Regions from separate parts of the Homo sapiens genome. Here region 2 is linked to region 1. A link is a contact called in ENCODE Hi-C or POLR2A ChIA-PET data. All regions are on one chromosome and are shown on one strand. Each heading gives the region's core, a stretch centred on a gene start or an enhancer-like site at or near the end of the contact. The rest is flanking DNA. Distances are from core to core; before and after follow the strand shown. Region 1 has its middle 98 kb from the start of LINC01907. Region 2 overlaps SP140L (SP140 nuclear body protein like).

Evidence for each region. Hi-C counts contacts between places; a loop is a spot of excess contacts on that map. ChIA-PET counts read pairs that join two places held with the same protein, here RNA polymerase II (POLR2A). Pooled maps may share reads with other maps.
Region 2: a loop to region 1 is called in a pooled map, with 2.5 times the contacts of the local background. The contact joins two enhancer-like sites. A Hi-C loop is called at or near these places in 1 of 37 single-sample maps with no recorded cell type and 6 of 50 pooled maps. POLR2A ChIA-PET finds 5 or more read pairs at or near these places in 2 of 52 experiments (H1 and activated naive CD4-positive, alpha-beta T cell).

What each region holds. Positions count from the first base shown.
Region 1 is chr2:230,600,547-230,604,701 of GRCh38, forward strand. No RefSeq gene overlaps it. Among named protein-coding and RNA genes, the nearest start is that of LINC01907, 98 kb to the right of the region's middle. RefSeq lists an enhancer at 1,894-2,023 and a silencer at 2,164-2,243. Within about 2 kb of position 2,130, at least 7 of the 41 ENCODE cell types and tissues checked have a DNase peak (open chromatin) inside an H3K27ac peak, as active enhancers do.
Region 2 is chr2:230,346,378-230,350,532 of GRCh38, forward strand. The region is part of intron 2 of SP140L (SP140 nuclear body protein like); the gene reads left to right. Among named protein-coding and RNA genes, the nearest start is that of SP140L, 21 kb to the left of the region's middle. RefSeq lists an enhancer at 1,568-1,907. Within about 2 kb of position 1,759, at least 7 of the 41 ENCODE cell types and tissues checked have a DNase peak (open chromatin) inside an H3K27ac peak, as active enhancers do.

The DNA of each region.
Region 1 (4,155 bases), core at 880-3,379:
TGTTGTTGGTGGGAATGTAAATTCCTGCAGCCATTCTGAAAAACAGCGTGAAGGTTCTTCAAAAAATAAAAAATACGGGCGGGGCACGGTGGCTCAGGTCTGTAATCTCAGCACTTTGGGAGGCCAAGGCAGGAGTTTCAGACCAGCCTGACCAACACGGTGAAATGCCCATCTGTACTGAAAATATAAAAATTAGCCAGGCGTGGTGGCATGCACCTGTAGTCCCACCTACTCGGGAGGCTGAGGTAGGAGAACCATTTGAACTCGGAAGGCAGAGGTTGCAGAGAGCCGAGATCGCACCACTGCACTCCAGCCTGGGTGACAGAGCAAGACTCAGTCTCAAAAAAAAAAAAAAAAAAAAAAACTACCATAGGATCCATCAATTCCCACTACCGGGTATATATCCAAAGTAAATTAAGGACAGGCACAGTGGCTTAACCCTATAAATCCCAACACTTCTAGTTATACGGTATAGCCGTAAAAAGTGAAAGCATTACCTTGGATATTTGCATACCCATGTTTACAAGAGCATTCAGTGGCCATGCACAATGGCATGGTATTCAGCCATGAAAAGGGAATAAAATATTGATATGTGCTGCAGTGTAGATGGACCTTGAAAACACTGGGCTAAGTGAAAGTAGCCAGACATGGAAGGACAAATGTGTGATTCCACTGATCTGAGGTACCTAGAATAAGCAAATTCATAGAAACAGAGAATAGAATCGAGGTCACCAGGGGATGGGAGGAGGGGGAAGGAATGTGGTGTTATTTGTATAACGGGTAGAGAGTTTACATTGGGAATGACAAAAAAGTTTTGGAAATAGTGGTGACGTTTACACGAATGTATTGTGAATGTATTTAATACCACTGAATTGCACACTTACAAATGACTAAATGAGAAATTGATAATGCTAAATAGTCATATATATTAACAATGAAATGATAACTATTATGTATACTTTGCTACAATAAATAATAATAATAATGATAATGGGAGAGGACTCATGTTATTTGAATGTGGAGCTTCGTGTTAATTAGTCCAACTAAGCTATCACATGCTGCTCTCTGGAGCGTGGGGACAGACAATAGCGCTGAGCATAACTGGGGACAGAAAAATAAATTGGCGGGGGCAGGGAGGCTCAGCTTAGTTGAGAGTGGGATTTTGTAGAGAATGAATGTCATGACCAATATCAGAAGTTTCTCAGAGCCACAGTTGAGCTGCTTTTTCTGCTGGTTTCAGGTGACGGCAAAACAGTGGCACAGGTGTGGGCCTGAAGCCCGCATAATGGAGCTTTCCCCTCCTCCCTGGATTCAGCCACACCCAGGACGAATGAGGTTTGGCTGCAAAACTTAATAGTTTGGGGGGTTTGGGGGTTTTTGTTTTTTGTTTTTTGAGACCGAGTCTCACTCTGTGTCCCAGGCTGGAGTGCAGTGACATGATCTTGGCTCACTGCAACCTCCACCTCCCGGGTTCAAGCGATTCTCCTGCCTCCGCCTTCCCAGTAGCTGGGATTACAGGCCCCGCCACCATGTCCGGCTAATTTTTGTATTTTAGGAGAGATGGAGGTTTCACCATGTTGGCCAGGCTGGTCTCAAACTCCTGACCTCAAGTGATCCACCTGACTCGGCCTCCCAAAGTGCTGGGATTACAGGCGTGAGCCACCGCACCCGTCCAATTTAATGGTTTAAGAGAATATGAGGCCAGGCACAGTGGCTCACACCTGTAACCCCAGCACTTTGGGAGGCCAAGGCTAGTGGATCACTTGAGGTCAGGAGTTCAAGACCAGCCTGACCAACATGGTGAAACCCCATCTCTACTAAAAATACAAAAACTAGCCAGGCGTGGTGGTGCACACCTGTTATCCCAGCTACTTGGGCAACTGAAGCAGGAAAATCACTTGAACCCGGGAGGCGGAGGTTGCAGTGAGCCAAGATCATGCCACTGCACTCCAGCCTGGGTGACAAGAGCAAAACTCCGTCTCAAAAAAAAAAGAGAAAACAAAACAAAAGTGAGGAAATCAAGGGGAGGGAAATCACTGCCCCAGCTCAGGGTTCTTGCCCCGAGGAAGGAGCTGCACTGCCAGAGTCCCTTTCAGGCACCCTCCAGGAGGCCACCAACCCCCAGCTGCAGTGCCTGCATGACAAAAGTTCAAGTTCAAGGGCCTGGCTTCCCCTCTGTTCCCCGCCCCCACACCCCCACCCACCCCCAGCAACACAGACAGGAAGCAGGGCTCACTTCCTGCACCAGTGCACTTACAGGAAGTCAGCTGCTATCACAAGTGCAGCCACCTGAGAGCCCAGGCCCTTTCCCAGAACCCCACCCATACCTGGTGGGGCTGATGTCCAGCTAGGGTGCTACACTAAAGCCCTACACAGTACTGAAGCATTAACACGCTTTTAACCCAGTTAGGGAAAAGCCACTGCCCTGAGCCCGTTGAAAGAGCTCAGGAAATGCCACCCCAAAATATGCTGCTTTGGTGTGCCGATCACTTTGAGCTGAAGACACTTGAGAAAGACCAAAGGCAGAGAGACGTTTTCCCTGAACTCCCCCTGTCTGCCTAAAGACAGATCCCCAATCCCCTCCCAGGGAGTTTCGGGGAAATGAAAATCAAAACCACAGTGAGATACCATCTCACACCTGTTAGATGGCTAGCATCAAAAGGTGAAAAGGTAACAGGTCTTGGCAAGGATGTAGAGAAAACACATATATGTTGTTGGTAGGAATGTAAATTGGTGCTGCCATTCCGTAAAACAGTGTGAAGTTTCCTCAAAAAATTAAAAATAGGGATTAGGTGGGGGTGGCTGGCAAAATGGCCAAATAGGAACAGTTCCAGTCTGCAGCTCCCAGCAAGATCAACATGGAAGGCAGGTAATTTCTGCATTTCCAACTGAGGTACCTGGCTCATCTCATTGGGACTGGTTAGACAGTGGGTGCAGCCCACAGAGGGTGAGCCAAAGCAGGGTGGGGTGTCACTTCAACACCCAAGAGGTCAGGAAACTCCCTCCCCTAGCCAAGGGAAGACATGAGGGACTGTGCCATGAGAAACAGTGCACTCCAGCCCAGATACTACACTTTTCCCATGGTCTTTGCAACCTGCAGACCAGGAGATTCCCTCAGGTGCCTACACCACAAGGGCCCTGGGTTTCAAGCACAAAACTGAGCAGCCATTTGGGCAGACACCGAGCTAGCTGCAGGAGTTTGTCTTTCCATAACCCAGTGGCGCCTGGAATGCCAGTGAGACAGAACCATTCACTCCTCTGGAAAGGGGGCTGAAGCCAGGGAGCCAAGTGGTCTAGCTCAGCAGATCCCACCCCCATGGAGGCCAGCAAGCTAAGATTGACTGGCTTGAAATTCTTGCTGGCAGCACAGCCATCTGAAGTTGACCTGGGACACTTGAGCTTGGTGGGAGGAGGGGCGTCCACCATTACTAAGGCTTGAGTAGGTGGGTTTTCCCTCACAGTGTAAACAAAGCCACTGGGAAGTTCGGAATAGGTGGAGCCCACCACAGCTCAGCAAAGCTGTTGTAGCCAGACTGCCTCTCTAGATTGCTCCTCTCTGGGCAGGGCATCTCTGAAAGAAAGGCAGCAGCCCCAGTCAGAGGCTTATAGATAAAACTCTGACCTCCCTGGGATAGAGCACCTGGGGGAAGGGACGGCTGTGGGCGCAGCTTCAGCAGACTTAAACATTCCTGCCTACTGGCTCTGAAGAGACCAGCAGATCTCCCAGAACAGCACTCAAGCTCTGCTAAGGGACAGACAGCCTCCTCAAGTGAGTCCCTGACCCCTGTGCCTCCTGACTGGGAGATACCCCCCAGCAGGGGTCGACAGACACTTCATACAGGAGAGCTCTGGCTGGCATCTGGCAGGTGCCTCTCTGGGATGAAGCTTCCAGAGGAAGGAACAGGAAGCAATCTTTGCTGTTCTGCAGCCTCTGCTGGTGATACCCAGACAATCAGGGTCTGGAGTGGACCTCCAGCAAACTCCAGCAGACCTGCAGAAGAGGGACCTGACTGTTAGAAGGAAAACTAACAAACAGAATGCAATAGCATCAACATCAACACAAAGGACAACCACACAGAAACCCCATGCGAAGGTCACCAACATCAAAGACAAAAGGTAGATGAATCCACAAAGATGAGGAAAAACCAGCACAAA
Region 2 (4,155 bases), core at 509-3,008, 250 kb before region 1:
TGTTTGGGGAACTTTGGGCCTCAAGAACATAAATGTCCATTTCTCTCCCCAAATTTGGGAAGTTTTTAGTCATTACTTCTTTAAATTGACTTTCTGCTCATTTTTCTTTCTCTCTTCTTCTGTAATTTCCATAATTTGTATGTTGTTTCACTTGATGGTGTCCCATAAACACAATAGGCTTTTTTTCACTCATTTTCATTCTTTGTTCTTTTTGCTCCTCTAAGTAGATAATTTCAAATGACTTCTCTTTCAGTTCACTGATTCTTTCTTCTGCTTAAGTAAGCTGTTGGAATTTTCTGTTAAATTGTTCAGTTCAGTCATTGTATTTTTTAGATCTAGGATTTCTGGGGGTTTGTTTAATGGTTCCTATTTTTTATTGGCATTATATTTTGTTTATATATTGTTTTCTGATTTTGTTGAGTTGTCCATCTGTGTTCTCTTGTAGTTCACCGAACTTTTTAAAGAGAATTATTCTGAATGTCAGTTAGCTCATAGACCTTCATTTCTTTAGAGTCAGTTGTTAGAGCTTATTAATTTCTTTTAGGGGTTTTATTTTTTGCTGATTTTTTATGATCCTTGTATCCTCACATTAGTGTCTGTACATTTGAGGAAGAAGTAACCTCTTCCAACCTTTATAGGTTTGCTTTGGCATGGAAAGCCCTTTAGTAGTCAGTGTTTCCTGGAGATCTGGACAGGTCAGCTGGTAGCATCCATGAATAGTCACAGTTTGCTTTTGAGATCTCTAGTTGTGCAGGATTATTGCCTGTGCTCTGGTGTTTGCTGGGGCCACTGGCTCGCCTGTATGGTTTGTTGAGTGTTTTGGTTGGACTCTTTGGTTGGGCAGGGCTACTGGCTGGCTTCTGAGATGGAACAAGACCTCAAGCTACTGTTCAGTGGGACCACAGGTTAGGCTCTGTGATTAATCAGGGTTGCAGGCTGTGTTTTGCAGTTGGGTTGAGTCACTGTCTGGGTTCTCTTCCAGAGTAGAACCACTGGCTGTGCTTCAGTGTCAATCAGTATTGTTATCAGGTACCTGGGTTTGGTGGGGCCACAGGCTATGCCCCAGCTTGCTGCAAGCTGGGCTCCTCTGTCAGATGGGATCATTCTCTGGAATCCCTGGTTAGGCAGAACTGCAGGCTGTGCCCCTCAGTTGGGAGGTGTCCTTGGCTTTGTTTACTGTCCATGCAGGTCGCTGGCTGGCCACTGAGGCTGGGCAGGGTTACTATTTGGGCTTCCTGGTTAGCAAGGCTAGAGGCCATACTCTGTAGTTAGGCAGAGTGGCTGGCTCGATTACCTGCGTGGTCAAGGACGTATGTTAGGCTTTGAGGCTGGGCAGAATCTCTTTGGGGGTTCCCTGGTCCAACAAGACAGAAAGCTAAACCCTGTAGCTGGCCTGGATTGCTGACTAGGCACCCAAGCCAGTTAGAATTGCTGACTATGCTCCCTGGCCAAATAGGGTCACCAGCTTGCCTCTGCAGTTGGGCAGAGCTGCTGGCTGAGCTCTCTGCTAGGGTGCTGATGGCAGGAACACAGTACCAGCATGGTGATCCATGCACTGGCCACTGTGAACCCTGCCCTCACTTCTTCATTTCTGGTCAAACACAGGTGGTCTAGCCCCACTGATTTCCTCTTTGTTTCCCATGAGACAAGACAGAAGTGGGCCTCCTAAGATGTAGCACAGAATGCTACAGAAGCTGGATGTCCTCCTCAGGCTCTCTTTTCCCCACTGGAGAAACTTTGGGCTCAGGAAAACCCTCTTGATATGGCACTTTGCCAGCCTTGGGGAGGAGCAACACAGTCAAAGTGAAACTGTATGACTCAAGAATTTAACTGCTAAACATCTACCTAGAAATGAAAACGTATATCCACACAAAGACTTGCATGCGAATATAGTAACATTATAGTAACAGTAACGTGATAGTTAACTTTCACAAAATCTATCGTACACTGTTTCCAGAAGACCATTTCATAGCAATGTGTAAGGGTTCCAGTTTTTCCACATCTTTGCTAAAACTTGTTATTGTATGTGTTTATAGCCATTCCAATGAATGCATATTAGTATTTTGTTGTGGTTTGAATTTGCTTTTCTCTAATGACTAATGATACTGAGCATCTCTTCTTGTCTTTATTATCTTCCATGTGTCTTTCGGAGAAATATCTGTTCAAATCATTTGCCCATTTTTAAATTGGGTTATCTTCTTATAGAGCTGTCAGAATTCTTTACATACCTGAATATAAGTAGTTTATTGAAAATATAATTGGCTAATATTTTCTCCCAGACTGTGCCTAGTCTTTTCTTTTTCTTAACAGTATACTTGAAACACAAAAGATTTCAGTTTTGTTAAATTTCAGCTTATCACTTTATTATTTTAAGGATCATGCTTTTGATGTTGTAGCTAACTCTTCATTTAACCTAAAGTCACAAAGATTTTTGTCTTTATTTTCTTACAAAAGTCCTGCCATTTTTGCTCTTTTAGAAGATTACTACATAATTTGGGGAACCCAGTGAAAAATAAAAATGGGGGATCCTTGCTCACAAGTTATTAAGGATTTCAGAACAGTGAAAGCAGAACACTAAACTAAGCACAGAGTCATTTGTGACTGCACAGGATGCATGCTCATGAAGCCAGCCCTGCTCTTACATTTAGATCCATGATCCATTTTTAGTTGATTCATGTATATGATGTGAGGTAAGAGTCTACATTTGTATTTTTGTGTGTATCTATGCAATTCTACTTGTAGTATTTGTTGAAAAGACTATCTTTTCCTCATTTAATTGCCTTGGCACTTTTGTTGAAAATCAATTGCTGAAACCACAAGGATTTTTTCTGCACTCTCATCTCTGTTTCACTGAATTATACCAGTACAATAACTGTCTTGATATGGGTAGCTTTATAATAAGTGTTGAAATAAGAAAGTATAAATCTTCCAACTTTTTTCTTCTTTTTATAGATTGTTTTGGCTATTCTGGGTTCTTGCAATTCCATATAAATTTTAGGATTAGCTTCTCAATTTCTTCAGAAAAGCCATTTGGAATTTTGATAGGAATCACATTGAGTTTATAGGTCAATTTGGAGAGAATTGCCAGGTTAAATATATTGAGTCTTCCAATCCATGAACATGGGTATCTCTATTTATTTAGATTGTTAATTTCTCTAGTAATGTTTTGTCATTTTCAGCATACAAGTCTTGCATTCTGTTTGTTCATTCCTAAATGTTTTATTATTTTGCCTACCTTTAATTTTGAATTTGAAAACTCAATTTTTACATTTCTAAGTTTACTAGTTGGTTGTTTTATAGAAACAATATCATTGAATAAGTTATGGGGGTACTAAATATACTTACTCTAGGCTGGGCACAGTGGCTCATGTCTGTAAACCCAGCACTTTGGGAGGCAGAGGTGGGCAGATCACTCGAGGTCAGGAGTTTGAGATCAACCTGGCCAACATGGCAAAACCCCGTCTCTACTAAAAGTACAAAAATTAGCCAGGAGTGGTAGCACATGCCTGTAATTCCAGCTACTAGGATGGCTGAGGCAGGAGAATTGCTTGAATCCAGGGGGCAGAGGTTGCAGTGAGCCGAGATCAAGCCACTGCACTCCAGCCTGGGGGACAGAGAGAGACTCCATCTCAAAAATAAAATAAAATAAATATACTTACTCTAAAGTCTTATTCTATTTGTTTATTATTTCTCTTTCCTCTGATGTTACCCAAAAAAATGGTAAAAAGAAAGATCTGAAGGGATCTGGTTAGAACCCTGAAACTGTCCACTAAGCCAGTGTTAACACCTGGGGTGTAGTCGTTTCATGCCTTCCCTATTATTTATTCTGAATTTTATATACAAATGAAAGACTTTTTTGTTTAATTTATATAAAAATGGGATCATAATGTATTAATCTGAACATGATGTTTTCATGGAACAGCAAAACTATTACCTTCAACCCAAATTGCTACAATTAAATAGCTATGTAATATTTCAACAGTGTACATTTATGATAATGCACTCAACCATTCTGCCAAATGGGCAATCAGGTTATTTTCAGGTTTAGAGGTATGTGTTATTGTGGAGTTGTTGTTGTTGTTGTTGTCGTTTTGCTACTAAAAACAATGCTTCAATAAATACTTCTGTATTTATGAGAATGTAGTCAACAAATAC